2 separate regions of the Homo sapiens genome follow, and region 1 is linked to region 2. A link is a loop called in an ENCODE intact Hi-C map of the cell type or tissue named here. Cell type or tissue: OCI-LY7. All regions are shown on one strand. Links, peaks and the distances in the headings refer to the core of each region. The heading gives the core; the rest is flanking DNA.

Evidence for each region. A loop is a pair of places that touch in the nucleus more often than their neighbours do. Peaks named below come from ENCODE experiments on the same cell type or tissue, not always from the same donor. Only the 100,000 strongest peaks of a DNase experiment are listed, where the experiment ranks them.
Region 1: it touches region 2 in a loop (2.0-fold over the local background); 1 of 110 quality-filtered maps calls a loop at or near these places.

The regions. Positions count from the first base shown.
Region 1 is chr4:180,828,449-180,836,797 of GRCh38, reverse strand. No RefSeq gene overlaps it. Among named protein-coding and RNA genes, the nearest start is that of LINC00290, 330 kb to the left of the region's middle. In OCI-LY7, for the core only: CTCF peaks have their summits at 4,294, 4,494 (motif pointing right), 7,977 and 8,181; DNase peaks (open chromatin) are centred at 4,507 and 8,157.
Region 2 is chr4:180,732,022-180,740,370 of GRCh38, reverse strand. LOC124900820 (a long non-coding RNA gene) reads left to right here. Exons shown (of 2, transcript XR_007058398.1): 2 at 7,209-7,280. Among named protein-coding and RNA genes, the nearest start is that of LINC00290, 420 kb to the left of the region's middle. In OCI-LY7, for the core only: no CTCF peak of the experiment used is centred there; DNase peaks (open chromatin) are centred at 5,130, 5,430 and 5,710; H3K4me3 peaks cover 2,589 bases; H3K27ac peaks cover 6,015 bases.

The DNA.
Region 1 (8,349 bases), core at 320-8,319, 96 kb before region 2:
AAGATAACTTAAAGAGTTACCTTTAAAGAGGCATTGTCTCATAGATGAAGGAGCCTAGGGATGGGGGCAGAGTATCTGTTCAGTTCTCAGTTAATAATGACGTTTCCACAATTTTATCTCACTGGATGTCAGTTGCCTCTTCCATAAAATCAGGATAATACAACTTGCCCTGTCCACATGGTACTTTCCTAAAACCAAAGATGAGGCTGCTTTTGACTGCTTTAGCAAGTATAAAGTAATTAGCAAATAGATAAGAATTATCTTGGTAGAGGCCTAAACATAGAGGAATAGCAAAGATTGTTGGTTTATGCAAATCATAACTACTATTTTTAACCTGTTTGAGACTTCGAGGGCCTAGTCATCTTCAGGCGATATTCTCACCCCTTTGTCACATAATCCTACTGGCTGACATACTGATGAACAGGCCTTTTCAGACTCAATATAATGATGATGTCTGTTTCCACAATGTGGAACAATCTGCACTTCATGCCAAGCTACAGCAACTGCCACTACCTACCACTCAAAGAACTAAATCAGCTTAAAACTCCCCCGTAACACCATGGAGGAAAACTAATGATGTATGCAGGGAAACATTTTGCGTCTCTGGAGCACTGGTGATGTTCTTTTCAGTGCCATCCGCCCTGTGTGCTGATACGGTGATAGCTGTCATTCAACTCCCATCATTTACAATTTTGATTTGAAACACTGTAGTAGGAAAGATAACGTCTCCCACATTTGTCCTCTGGCAAACTTTCTACAAAATTCACAGTGGAGCAAAACTGGGAGGAGGGATTATGACTATCTCAATGACCCATAGTCCCCAGGCTCTAAGAACACTTTTGTCCTTGAGAATATTTGTCAGAATATTTTAGAGGAAATGGCTAAGCAGAAAGTCAGGACTGCATTCAATATATCTTATCATAGTGTTTTCTGCTCTAATATAAAACATGATCAATGCCTATACAATCAAATCACACTGTTATCATTTTTTGTCTCCGTCTCAGATCTCTACATGTTTAATTACTTTCTTGTCTCTGCCTGAATAGATGCTCCAATCATAAAAGAGTCTTACCACTCTTAGATGTCACAGTCTTCTCTATTGCTGTGACTGCTAAACCAACAAATATTTGAGGCATGACTTTATATTTATACTTGCTGCTTCCAGTTTTTAAGAATTTGCTCACTACCTCCTTACAAGACTGTCACTAACCCATGAAAGGCCTTTATGCCAGGGACAAACAGTGCTCTGCACAAAAAGATGTGATGGAAAATTGTCCTAATTGTTATATAAGTTCACAATGCTTATGATGTAATGGTGCTCCTTAGATTTGGCAGTGCACAACCTGCACAAACATAAACAGTGATACTGGGAACAGGAAGAAAAGAGGAATCAAACATAACTCTTTGGCCTGCAGGCTGAGTGGCTAAAACAAAGGTGTTGCTGTTAACAGAGAGAGAGAGTAATCAGGAAGAGCTGCTTGGAGGTTGGAAGATAATGAGTTCAATGCTGGATAAGTTAGTTTTGAAAAGCATCAGAATATCAAAATAGGGAAGTCCAGTATGCTGAATTAAGCTCCAAAAAGGGGAAAATATTAGAAGCAGAGGTAAAGATTTTGGGTATGGCTGTATTAGGTATATTTAAAACAAAAGGAGTAAAAAATAAATAGCTCAAAAAAGAAACTAAAAGAAGAACCTTGCTAGGCCTGTTTCATTGAACTATGGAGGAAATAACAGGATGTTAAGAAGACTCCTGCATACAATTGCACTGTTGTTCACTGAGCAACGCTGAGGGGTGTCAGCCACAGCACAGTTATCAAACGACACGATGGTAAGATCTTGGATAGACTAGAAAATTATCCAGAAAATGATAAGATCTTGAGGAAAGGAGCTCTCTTTCTAATTCACAGAAAAGAGTAACAGAATGGCAATGGTGCAGCTCTGAAGAGTTGTCAAGATACATTAATTCTTTCAAAAATTTTTAACTCTATTCTCAAATAATCTTAAAGTAAAAGTCTGAATAGGCCACCTTCTGTGAGCAACCTTTAAAAAACTCTTCAGTGGATTTCCATACACCAAATAAAGTCCAAACTCTTTAGAGTGACATTAAGGACCCTCAACAGTATTGTCCTATAAGAATAATACAAAACAGACTTCTCATCCTCCACCAAATATACCCTATGCATTCCCGATTTCTGGGCTTTGTCCATGCTTAATCAGAGTGTACTATTATAATCAGTTTACAGATAATATAATTGAAGTTCAAGCTATGTAATTTGTCCATATTGTACATTTCCAAAGTCCATCTTCTTTGTCACCAGGATATGCCACTCAAATTGAGAGTCTATGTAGTACTCATATTTGTAGAACATTACCTAAAATGCCTTGTATAGTTGTGAAATGAGATGTTTTATATAAACTAATGTATTTCAGCTTTTTAAATGTGTGTAATCATTAAATATTTTAATAATATTATTCTTATTCATTAGCTTATTCTAAAATAAGGCCTCTGGTCAAAGAAAAGTAAATAATCTGTTATTGTTATAATTTTTAGACATGACATAGTGCTACCACAGTATAAAATTATGACTATTACTGAAGATATTTCTTCTCTGCCCATGCCTATAAGCAGATTAAAGCTTCCAGTATGCAAAATCAGCTCTCATTTGTCATTGTTTAAAATGATCCATGATGGAGCAACAGGAATTCTCATTCATCGCTAATGGCAATGCAAAATGATACAGCCACTTTGGAAGAAAGCTTTAGTCTACAAAGCTAAACATAATCTTATCCCATGATCCAGCAAGCTTTGCTCCTAGGTATTTACTTCACTGAGCTGAACACTTATAATCTACACAAAAACCTGCATATACATGTTTATAGTGGAATTATGCATAGTTGCCCCAAATGGGAAGAAACCAGGATGTCTGTCAATAGGTGAATGAATAAATAAATCATGGCACATCTAGACAATAATTCAGACATATTATTCAGCGGTCAAAAGAAATGACCCATCGAGCCATAAAAAATCATGGAGGAACCATCACCGCATATTGCTAATGTGAAAGAAGTCACTCTGAAAATACTACACTCTATGGTTCCAACTCTGTGACACTCTGGAAAACACAAGACTATAAAGGGTAAAAAGATCAGTGGTTGCCAGGATTGAGGGGAATATGAGGAGAGGATGAATAGGTGGAGTAGAGGACATTTTTAGGGGATTGAAACTATTCTGTGTGATACGGTAACAGCAGTTGTATGACATTACGCATTTGGCAAAACCCATGGAACTACACAACACAAAGGGTGAAGCCTAATGTACACTATAAATTTCCATTGGTAATAATTTATTACATTGGTGCATCAGTTGTAGAAGAATGTACCACGCCAATGTGCGATATTAATAACAGAGGAAACTGATGGGGAAGAGAGAGAGAGAATTATCTATATTCTGTTCAATTTTTCTGTAAACCTAACAAAGTGAAGTCTACTGACTTTAAAATATGCAATATTTAAATTACTGAATATATTAAAAAAATCCATTAAACAGTAAAATTTTTTACAGGATGGACAAAGCACAGAGGACAATGATACTTGCAATAGTGATGGTCTCTCTCACTACTTCCTAGACACCCTCTCCTACTGCCCTGTCAAATGAATGATACCTCTTACTCCCCTGCTACCGGAAGCAAACAACCTAACAGAGACCTACTTTCCCCTGAGCCTCCAGATCTCCTCAAGATACTCCTCTTGAAGTTACTTCACTTACCAAAATTCATCTTCAAAGAGCTTACTGAATTATCAAAACGTTCCCAGAGGTCATGGTATGTAGATGATGGTGGAAAACAAGCACCAAAGAGGATTGCTTTGTTAATCAGCACTTCACTGTAGCTTCTTTTTAATGTTCTCCTCCTTAACGCTTTAAGGATTTTACACCACATTTAGTTACTTTCTTTATTACTTCTTATGGCTGGTGGCAAGAAAACTTAGAAAATAAGTATATAAAGATTTCTTTACCAACTGAGACTATTATATCCTAAGTTTATTAAGCCACATAACAATTAGTTCCTCTGCAATAATTTATAGTTAATTTGCTTAGATTGTTTCTAACCCATAGATATATTTCTTTTACTTAGCTTGTCCTACACTGATATTTGTTTGTCTTACTCACCTGGGAGATCTAGGTTGCCAGTTTCTCACGTCTAAGAATCTTACTCCTTACCTTACTCAGAATTTTCTGCATCTGTTTTCTTCATATCTCATATGTGGTTTTGGAATCATTAAGAACAAAAAAAATCATTCTACCACTCTTTGTCTACTACTAAAGTATGACAAATAGTTTTCAATCACTTTGGACTATTTAATCATATAGGGAGGAGTACTGTATTCATAAGGACAGGATCACCAGTTTGATTACTTAATTCCACATGCACAAAAGTTATTTTCCACCATCAAGTATTAACCCTGCTCTCAGATGTCACTGACACATGGCCCACTAGGTGGCCATACAGGGCATTTGGCTGGGCTCATTTAAAAGTAATGGCAGTAGGAAAAAAAAAGGCAAGACATTGTGTATGTCCTACGTGAGTCACACATAAACCAAGAGCACTTTCAGGATGTCAGATATTTCTGGACAAAGCTAAATTGCGGAGAGGCCCAATGACATAGGAGAAAAAACAACACTTTTGAAAAACACAATTACCCTGCTAAGCTCGAATTCCAGCTTTGTCAATTAGTTGCTATGAGAGCTTGAGAAAGTGACAGTTTCTTGATCTCACATTTCCTCATCTCCAAAATAGGAACAGTATCATTTTTTACATAGTGGTCTAGAAATATTCTCTTAACTCAGTTGACTAGCCGACATGAATATTTAATACATGATACTATTAGCAGTGGCGGTCGTCATGACCAGTGCCATAGTTTGGATGCATGTGTTCCTCCAAAATTCATATGTTGGAACATAACCCCCAAGGTGACGGTGTTAAGTAAGGCCTTAGAGAGACGATTAGTAGGCATGAGGGCTCTTATATCTCCATGAGGGATTAATGTCCTTATAAAAGGGCTTGATGAAGCAATTTTGTCCCTTTTGCCCTTCCGTCCTTCCCCCATGTGAGGACACAGCATTCACCCCCTCCACCAAGTGAGGACTCAGTAGGAGGGGCCACCTGTGAAGCAGAGAGCAAGGCTTCACCACACACCAAATCTGCTGGTACCTTGGTCTTCAACTTCCCAGCCTCCAGAATCGTGAGAAATACATTTCTGTTCTTTATACATTACCCAGTCTAAGGTAGTTTGTTACAGCAGCACAAATAAACTAAGACAATGAACATTCTTATTTTATCCTAGAACTTAAATTCCCAACTGGATTTCCTAAGTTCCACCCCTTTTAGGATCTTCTCACCATCATCACTTTTGAGAACCACATCATGAGTGGTAAGATTAAATCCATTAGCACAAGTCTAAAAACTTCTTTTGATAGGAGATTCATGGTTCTGTAGTTCATACATTTGACAGGACAGAGTTTTATCCATCAGTATGAGAGGAGCTGTTTCAAATGTTTATTAGAAATTAACCCTCTGAGGTGCTGCTTTCTTTAAAAATGGGCTCTAAGTATGACACCCCAATTTAAAACGGTGCCCTTCAAACTGGTGTTTGAAGGTAGAACAAACAAATTTAAGGTCACCATATCTGCAAGCAAATGTTTTAGATTCCCTTCAGGCTTCCCCATTCCTGATAAAATCCCATCTCAATAATTATTCTATAGCTGCTTCTAGCATCTTTGAATTAATCTTAATTTCCATTATATACTTTATATATAAAACATACACATATACACATTATATATAAAACTTTCTTAATTAGTGTGATAAAAATGAACATGGAATAACAGGTACATACATATAAAACATTTTATACTATCTGTAATGAATCATTAATCATATTGATGTTGCATAACAAATTTTATTTAATCTTTCTGCTTGAAGTGTAACTTTCTTCTCAAGGACAAGACTCTCAGATCCTTTTTCCTTCATGCTGTGCTGCAAAAAGCACAGACACTGTGTTCATACAGTTCTTTTCTTGAAGTTTGGCTCCCTCATTTACTGGCTGTCTGATGTTAGCAAGTTGCAGAAAGTCTATGAAGCTCAGCTTTATACTTGAAGTGTTGTGTGAGGATCAAAGGAGAAAGTGTGTTTGAGACACCAAGCATATTCCATGTACTTAATTCATGGTGGTTATTACTATATTCTGGCTTAATCTCCAAGTTCATTATCCACGTCAATAGTCACCTTGACATTAGGAAAAGTGTGTCCACTGACAAGGAATCATAAGATGAACAAAATGTGCCTCTTGATGGTGTAGCCATTGATGATGTGGGTCAGAATTCCAAAGATGACTCCCTAATATTCCTATCTTCTGGTAACTCAAACAGTCATCTACGCACTGCAGAGGTTCTGTTGTTGTAATTAAAGTCCCAAATCAGGTTGCCTTAAAATACCATGATTAACTGGCATGTGCCTCACTTAAGCACACACATCCTTTAAAAGGTGATGACAGCGGCATGATGGGAAGTCAGGAAGATTCAAAGCATAGGAAGGATTTGACGTGGCATTGCTGGCTTTGAAAATGGAAGGCCCACAAGCCTGGGAATATAGGTGGCCTCCAGAAGCTGACAACAGCTCCTGGTCAATAGCCAGCAAAGAAACAGGGACCTCAATCCTACAGCTGCACATGACTGAATTCTGCCGGCAACTGAATTGACTGACTCTTCTCCAGATTCCCAGGTAAGAACTCAGGCTAGCCCAACCCCTGAGTGTGGCTATGTGAGACCCTAAAGCAGAGGGTCCAGGACTTCTGGACTTCTCATCTGTAGAATTGTGAGCTAATAAATGGGTGCAGTTCTAAGCTGCTAAATATGGTAATATGTTACGCAGCAGTAGAAAACTAAGACAGCCATATTCTTTTCAGTTCTCATGCTTTCCATGGCATAATCTCTGCTTTATTTAAGTACTCAGTAAAGGTTTGCCCATGGCATGTTGAACTACTTCGAAGACACCTGTACTTATCTTTTAACAAAAGATTCCTTTTCATTATTTCTCATGGATCCTACTGATGAAAATAAAGATAAGCATATATTCAAGGAAATGCATTTCTACATCATTATCTGAGGACAATATTGGTGATGTCCCCTGGGTATTCAGGTTTTAAATGAGCCAGTTCAACAGTATCTTGATACATTTCCTGATGTGTCTCACACTCTTTTTCTTATATGCAAATTTTTCTATCTAGATTATATGCAAGTAAAGTTTAAATTCTATATTATTTCTGTGACGGAAAGTTATTGATCTTATAGCTATCATGTTGCTATCAGACAAATGTCCAATTCTAATTTATCTGTTAAGTTTATTTTAATTTTGCACTGTAAGCATCTGTGTCACACTAAAATTGTTTAAAGAAGTGTTTATGCAGGCTGTTTAAGAGGCAATGTGGAAAGAATAGTGACCAAGACAGAAAATTCTCTTGTATTTGAAGCTCTGTCCCAGAACTTGTAGCTGCTTGGCACTGGGCAAGTTACCGCTTCTCTCCGTTTCCCAGTAACTTCATCCAATACTTCAAAGGCTGTTGTGGGAATAATTGAGTTAATATATGCAAAGTACTTAAACAGCGCCTAAAACCATTAGAATGACACAAGTACCTGATGTTATTATGTAATTTCGCAAGTCTACATTTGAAATTTAAATACTGTCTTTATGTAGGATCTAATTACTTACAAGCGTCCCTTTGGCTGTGTCCTGTGAAATTTCATTTTTAAAACCTCTGATGGTAACAAAATTGCTTTGAATAATCTCTCTTAAATATTCTGGTATCTGTAAGGATCCACATTTCCAAAGACATTTTTAATTCAAAATGCTTCCTACCTTCAGAAGAATACCAGATTTTCTAGAAATTTTAAAAGTAAGATTCTGAATTCAAGGTCTGTATCTGCAACATGCCAATGGGAAGCTAGAGAGTAGTTAGTGTTCCCTGCAGAGTGACAGCACTTCCAATATTCACTCATGAGTCTCTTCTAAATTACCACTGAAACGTGCAGCTGAGGATCACATGCATGTCTGACCACTGAGCTGGAATATATAAGATGATATTTGAATTTGCTTTTCTGGGATTGAAAGGATAATACACCAGCGCCACCTAGTTGTCCAGATACAATGTGCTACTTATTTATTCTTGAAAGGAATTATGCTCTTACAAGTAGAAATGTAAAATTTTAATTTTTTTTACCATTGACATAGGCCCTGTATTTATTTTAACAAATTCTCATTTCTGCAAGTGATACAAGTGATAAATTCAAGGTTC
Region 2 (8,349 bases), core at 339-8,338:
TGTGTGTGTGTATGTATGTTTCTTGTAGAGAAAGGGTTTCACTAAGTTGCTCAGGTTGGTCTTGAACTCCTGGGCTCAAGTGATCCACTCACCCTGGCCACCAAAAGTGTTGAGATTACAGGTGTGAGCCATTGCACCTCGTCCTCTGATGCACTTCAAATATCAAGTAAAAACTAAGTCAAAATAAAAAAAATGATTTTTCAAATAGCATGCAATGCTCACTCTATGCAAACTAGAGTGGCCAATTTAATATCAGTAAAGATAGACATCAAAACAAGAAGTAATACCAGAAATAAAATGTGCCAGTTAAAGTGGTAAAAAGATCATAAATGTGTATGCACCTGATAACAGATCTTCAAAATACATGAAGTAAAAACTGGCAGTAAAAAAGGGAAAAATAAACTCATTCATAATATAGTTAGAGATTGTAGCACCATTCTTTCAGCAACCAATAAAACAAGTAGAAAAAAAAGATTCGTAATAATGAACAACACTGTCAACCAAGTAAACCTAGTTGGTATTTATAGAACTCTATACTCAACAAATATAGAATACATTATTTTCCTATGTAATGGGGCTTCACAAATATGCTGGGTCATTAATACATTTCAAAGTATTGATGTCACATGTTTTCTGTGCATATGGAATTAAATTAAAAATTAACAAAAATAAAATATCTAAAAAATTCTCAAATAAAGATATTTATTTCCCAATTGAATTTCAAAAATGTTTTCAATGTTACTCAGTGGAAGACATACAATTATTTTTATCCATTGATTCAGAAACAACTAGATATCCATCTTCAAGGAATTAAACATTGACCTCGGCCTCCAAACAAACACAAAAATTAATTCAGATAGATTATAGACATAAACACAAGAGCCAAAATTGTAAAGCTTCCTGAAAAAAGAGTATCTTTAAAATATTGGGGTAATCAAATATTTCTTATACAGAAATCAGAAAGCACTTAACATTGAATAAAAGCAATTAATAAACTAGATTCTAGCAACATGAAAACTTATGCTTATCAATAGATTATTTAAGAACATGAATATATAATTAATAAGTAGGATAAAATATTTTCTTTCTCTCTATCTGATAAATGATTTGTATAGAGAAAATCTAAAGAACTTTTACAATAAAATGGAAAAATGTCTTACCTCATTTGTCACTAGGGAAATGTAAATTAAAAGCACAAGTTACTACTTTCCCACTAGGATGGCTGAGATTGAAAACCCAAAATGGTGGAAAGGTTATGGAGCAAATGGAACCCTTGTACATTGGTGGATAGAGTGTACAATGGTAAAACCATTTTGATAATTGATTTGGTAGCTTCTTACAATGAAATTCTATTCCTAGATATTTATACAACGAAATGAAAACCTATGTCCATTAAAAAATGTGCCCATGAATGTCCAGAGTAGCTTTATCCATAATAGCTAAAAACTGAAAACAACCTAAGTGTCTATCAATAGGAAAACAAATAAATCATGATGTAACCATACAATGGGGTACTGCACAGTAAATAAAAGGGATGGACTATTGATACATGCAACAACACGAATGAATCTCAAAATCATTATCCGTTGATTCAGAAACAACTAGATATCCATCTTCAAGAAATTAAACATTGACCTCAGTCTCCAAACAAACACAAAATGAATGAATCTCAAAAATTATACTATTCTTCTTCCTCTTCCCTTCCTAAAGCTGCATTAGAATTAGAAGAAAAGAGCTACTGTGGCCCAGAGTGGGTTGCAAAGTCCAGGCAGGATGATGTGGGTGTTTGTGTGGGAGGGCTCCTCAACAAAGGCTGTCTGAGTGCCATGGATTTGACTTGGTGACCATATGGGTTTGGGGATAGGAGGGGCAGTACAGCACAGAGCGTCAGAGCTCCAGTGTGGTGAGCACAGCATTCTCAATGGTGCACAGCCCTTTTTCAGTTTGTTGGAGCCCAAGTCACTGTATAGGGTGGGCTGAAGCTGGAGCATGGGTAGGGGCAAGTGAATGTCTGCACATCTGGAAGGAGGATGGCTGTGAGGCTAGCAGACTGATTGCATATAAGGATATTGATCAAATAAGTGACTATACCAAGGATAGAGGCAGGCATTTTATGTCTGTGAAAGAAGCTAAAAGTATGGAAGGGTAGATATCTTGTAAGTCATGGTTTTCAAGTTCATAGAAAGATAAATACAAAAATAAAAATAAGTATATATTCCATAAATATATATAAAACATACATATTATAATATATTATATTCATTATAATATCTTACATAAATTTAATATATCTTATAAATGTATATATTACTAAATATACTAACATGAATACATTTTAATATATTATATATTATACTGAGATATCTATATTATAGATATACTTGTATATGTGCAAATATATAAAGGTTCTCTGGAAGCAGACACTAAGCCAGAGTTTGATATGCAAGATATTCATAAGGGATGAACACCTATAGAAGGCGGGGGTGGGGGTGGGCAAAGGGAAAAGTAATTTATTCTCAAGACTTGGCCAACTTTAAGGGGTGCTTTGAAGCACATATGGCCTTTCAGACCTACCCTGCAGTGGGCTCAAACATCAGGTCTTTTTATCCCGAGATGGGCAGTCATTAGATGTGTGTTTGTTCATGAAGAATATGGACTTGGGTGAGACAGGTCTGTGAAGCTAAGAATATTTTATTGATTTAAATTAAAAATATAGACCCTGTAGGGCCTGGGAGCTCATGTTTGCTGCTAAGTGTACTCCCAGCAGCTGAGAGAACTCACACAGTCCTTTCGTGAAGTCACTAGGGAGATACATTTTTAGACCCATCACATGCACACACACACACACACACACACACACACACACACACCATTTTCATGCTTTGTTCACCGAGTAGGCCTGGAAGCAATGACATGTCAGAAACCATGAAATAACTAGCCCTCATTCCTAGGCTTTCAAATACCTACCTGCATTAAAATAATTCAGGGTCAGGTGCAGTGGCTCACACTTGTAATACTATCGTTTTGGGAGGCAGAGGCAGTGAATTACTTGAGCCCAGGAGTTCGAGACCATCCTAGGTATCATGGCAAAACCCTGTCTCAACAAAATTACAAAGAATTAGCTGGATGTTCTGGCGTACAACTGTAGTCCCAACTACTTGGGAGGCTGAGGTGGGAGGATCACCTGATCACCTCAGGAGGTCGAGGCTGTGGTGAGACAAGATAGCGCCAGTGCACTCCAACCTGGGCAATAGAGTGAGACCATTTCCCAAAACAAACAAACAAAAGAATTCAGGGCTTTTCAGATATTGTCTGGGGCAGTGGAAGTACAAGATTGGAAGTAAATTGGAAGATTGAGGAGGTTACTATTTAAATAATATACATTTCAAGAAGAGAAGAAGTAATTGATGAAATTGAGGCTACAATGAGTATCTAATGCGCCTGAGCTGAATAAATACTTAAGCAGACAGGGCTGACTTAGTTCTAGGTAAGGCTGATAAGAAAAGTTACCTACCAGATTCCAAGTACCAATCAATCAATTGATCAAAATAGAAACATATACAATTGTAACCTTTCTGTCAGAAAAAAAGAAGTAACTTACAAAAGAAAAGTAAATCATCTAATAATGAACGTTTACTACATCTTTGGGCACTAGAAAATGGGGGAATTACGTCTATAAACTATTGAAAGAAAAGACTATATCAAGGACATCGTCTACCTGTCCAGGTGATAGAATGACATGCAAACATTTGCAGATAGCAGTGATGACTATGACAGCCACATACTTGACCTGAAGAATACGTATGAAAAAGAAATTAAATAAAAAAGCAAGTGAATCAGAATAAGAAAAGATACATAGTTGACTACATAAACATTAACATATTTGTAAAAAAATCAACAAAACCAGTTTATAGTTATAAACTTGAGAACTATTTGTAAGGTACATGACTAACAAAAGATTAATTATATAATATACAATGACACTTATAAATTAATAATACAAAGAAACAACTCAACAGATAAATGAACACAAGATAGAATACTGAAATCATAACGAAGCCAATACAGGTGGCGGCTAAGATGTCCGAAAATATTTTCATTCTCTCTATTGTTCAGGTAAGTGCAAATTAACATAACAATGATATATCAATGACCTATTAGATTTCAAAGGATATTTTAAAATGATAACATCTACTATTGGTGAAGATTCAAGAGATAATATTCTTAAATATTGTTGGCATAAAAATGATTTGTTCTAGCCGTTTAGAAAAGTGATGTGGCAATATTGATTTACATTAAAAATATAGATGTTCTTGGCCAGGCACAGTGGCTCATGCTTGTAATCTAAGCATGTTGGGAGGCTGACACAGGAGGATTGCTTGGGGCCAGGGGTTTGAGCCTAGCCTGGGCAACATAGGCAAGACTCTGTTTCTACAAAAAATTACAAAATTAGCTGGTCATGGTGGGATACCCCTACAGTCCTTGCTACTCAGGAGTTGAAATGGGAGGATGGTGGTTTGAGCCCAGAAGCTCAAAGCTGCAGTGAACTGTGATCGTGCCACTGCCCTCTAGCCTGGGCAACAGAGCAATACCTGGTCCTAGATAGACAGATAGATAGATAGATAGATAGATAGATAGATAGATAGATAGGCAGACAGACAGATAGATAGATAGAGGTAGATGATAGATAGATAGAGATGTAGAGATATTCTTGTAGCCAAAAGGTGTCATTCTACTGCTCTCTTTTAAATAAATAAATAAAAGAACGCAAATCTCTGTGCACATGCTTTATTGCAGGATTTTTGTAGTACCAAAAAAAAATACGACAGGGTGTTGGGTTTTTTTTTTTTTTTTTTTGTCTATCTGCAGGGGAAAGGAAATAACAAAACAGTAAAATTGTCACACATACATACACAAATTATATAAAATGTGTATGGTGTATTTGTATACGACACACATTTACCACATTTCAGCTACAGCACTTGTTCTGAAACACAAATTTGTCCCTATGTGATGGATATATTTGGGAACATTTGGAGCATAATGCGAATTTTCAGTGAGCTTATGTGAGACTTCTTTATTAGAAACACCAGGTGAAAGCAGAAAACCGCTCCCAGCTGAACCAGACGGTAGGAATACACATAACACCTGCATGCACACGCCACAAACACTTACCGGCCACCTCAGTTCACTGTATGTTTTCTCCTACAAGATTATCTTCTGTTTCCTGCTTATTTAAGAACTTTTCTATATGTATTTAAAAAAAAACTCATTCAATATCTCAAATGTATTTCATTATCCTGGTTCATAATGCCTAGCAGGGTGAGCAACTATCTACCTGTGAAGATCTTAAAGAGACAAAGCTGAATCCTGCAAAAGTGAGAACTGTTAGTGCTTGTAGTGGTTGGTTTAGTGGTTTCAAACCTCTCTAAAATTTGCAAAGCCTTCAGCTGTTGAGCAAAGCTGCAGGTGCAGAGAAAGCCTAAAATAAAATGTCCACACTAATACCAAAGTTAATTAAAGAAGAAGACTGTACATTGGGTCAAATATTCAATGTTGATCAAATAAAATATCTATTATAACCACGTGCTCAGAGGGTCTATATTTCAAAGACACAAAAATCTACACCAGGATTTAAGGCTGTAAAAGATCACTTGAGTGTTATGTTTGGTGCCTGGGACTATGATCTACACCCATCCACACTTGATGATACAAACTTCCAGATTCAGAGAACCCTCTTTCCACTACTTCACAGTAACTCAGAAGCTGCAGCCCATTCAACACCCACTGACACAAAAGACCTGAAAAATGTGGTAATTTTTTAAAGGTTAAGTGCCACATTTTTATTGCAGTACTTGTGGATTTTTCAATCATTTTTTATGTGTAAAGCTCTGCTACTGTTTTTATTAGGTTCCTGTCTTTTTAAAAAATATGTCACTGATGAAAATGTTGAATGCTTTGTCCCATGATCATTTTTTTTTCATGAGCTCTGTGGTTTTTATTGCTTGATTGTGCATAGCATAGTTATTTTTAGGAATGCAGGTAACTTTATGAAAGGACTTATTGTGTATATATCTATATCTATATATATATAGATATATATACACACACACCACACTCATCCATATCCATATAAAAATTGCATGTGATTATATAAGCATAAAAAATATGGCCATCACATATCTACACATGCTTAGATTAAATTAATGCAATTTCAGGGCCAGGTGTGGTGGCAAAGGCCTGTAATCCCAGCACTTTGGGAGGCCAAGGTGGGCAGATCACCTGAGGCCAGGAGTTCAAGACCAACCTGACCAACAGAGTGAAACCTTGTCTCTACTAAAAATACAAAAATTAGCTGGGCATGGTAGGGGCTGCCTGTAATCCAAGCTACTCAGGAGGCTGAGGTAGGAGAATCGCTTGAACCTGGGAGGCAGAGGTTGCAGTGAGCCAAGATATTGCCATTGCACTCCAGCCTGGGCAGCAAAATAAATAAAATAAAATAATGCAATTTCGGAATTTTCTTTTAGCTTTATGTCCTTTTATTTCTGTAGAGATGGGATCTTACTCTGCTGTCCAGGCTGGTCTCAAACTACTGGCCTCAAGCCATTCTCCCACCTCAGGCTCTCAAAGTGCTGGGATTACAGGCTTAAGCCACTATACCCTGGTAATTTTAAAAACAATTATTTATAAAATAACATAGAAGAAGCTTTTCTCATCATGAAAAGAAACAAGTAAAGAAATAAATGCCAGGAAATTCTAGGTTGTTTTAGCAGCAATTTCTTATCTCCCAGGAAAGACAAAAACACCATTATGGGAGCAGCTTAGCATAGCTTAAAAGCACAATTGGATGATATTTAATAGCAAAAGGATGCAACTTGGGACAGCTGTGGGATCCCATAAGCGCTAGACAGTACACACATTCTGAAGTGTAATGATGGTCAAGCTCTGTTACTAGACTGCATTATTCTGCTTAGTGCAGAAATTTCATGAAAAAGTTATAAGGATCTGCGGGAGGATGTGCTGAGAACTCTCAGAATAATTTATTAGTACATATACTGTTTTATTTGTCACTGAGTTTTGTCTTCTCACACCCACACTTGTCACAAGCTGTCTTTAAGCACCGCTCTTCAGAAGAGGTCTGTTTATTGAACCCCAAAGTGAAAGTTTTCTGAAAGACTCTTTGCTCACTTGTTTTTGTTTTCTTGCAGTCTACTCTCTGAAGGTTGTTCTAAGGGTCTGTGAAAGCAACAAGAGGAAGTTCTTGTAGGCCGAAAAAGGAAGAAAAGAAAAAGAAACAGAGGATGAGAGGTTGGTGTCCCTCTTGTGGGACAAAGACACCCAGCAGTACTGTCTTTGGGGACCAGAGAGAAATTCAGAGAATCTGGAGCCACAATGTGGCTGGTTAAATGGACCAGAGATTCTCAACCTCACCAAGGATTCCTGTGCCTCAACCATGACCAAGGAAATAGCCCCTCAAGGGCTTGACCATGAAAACTATCGGGGTGACTAACAAAATGGAAGTTAGAACCCCTATTCTTGCCCACAAGTTCATGTTAAGCAGGTTTGTAACACGAAACATAAAAACAATCCAAAACATACTAGCTTTCACTGCTTCCTTCTTTACCTGGATACCTCCACAGTGTGTTTCCATCCTTACCAATTTCCCCATGCGCCATCTCTCATTCTCCACCCTGCTCTCTGGCTCTTCTTGTCTATCTTCTATCTTTAGGTCCTACTGGCCAGACTTGACCTAGAGTTCTATAGCGGTTTATAAGCTGCCTAGTTCTTATCTTCTCTATGGGGGGAGGAAGAAGATGACCTGTCTCACACCAGAAGGTTCCGTCAACTGACAGTAAGAAAGAGCAGTGGGTTATAGACAGTTAAGGAAGACAGAATTCCAGAAAATGATAATCCTATGAAAGATTATACATAGCAGAAAAAAATATAGAATGCATTTAACCAATTAGAACTTTTACTATTGCCATTACTTGCAATTAGGAACATATTGGCAGTCCATATGGGAAGAATTCTAGGCCCTAATAGTAGTAGCCTATATATATTAAGACTATGATAATACCACCAGATGTCTTTCATCATGAGAATCATAAATATATTTGCTCATTTATTCACTGGGATTGCAAACATGTCAAGAGATACGTGTTATGCCTTATTATGAAGAGAATAAGCATACCATACAAAAAGCTTTAGAATACACCAGCTTACCTGAAAAGTAGATGATCTAATGTGGTCCTCTCTACTAGCTGTAAGTTTATTTGATAGTCTAAGGGAAAGTGAAAGGTAGTATATATTATATCCAATACTATGCTCTACATTACTAAGCTTAAAAGA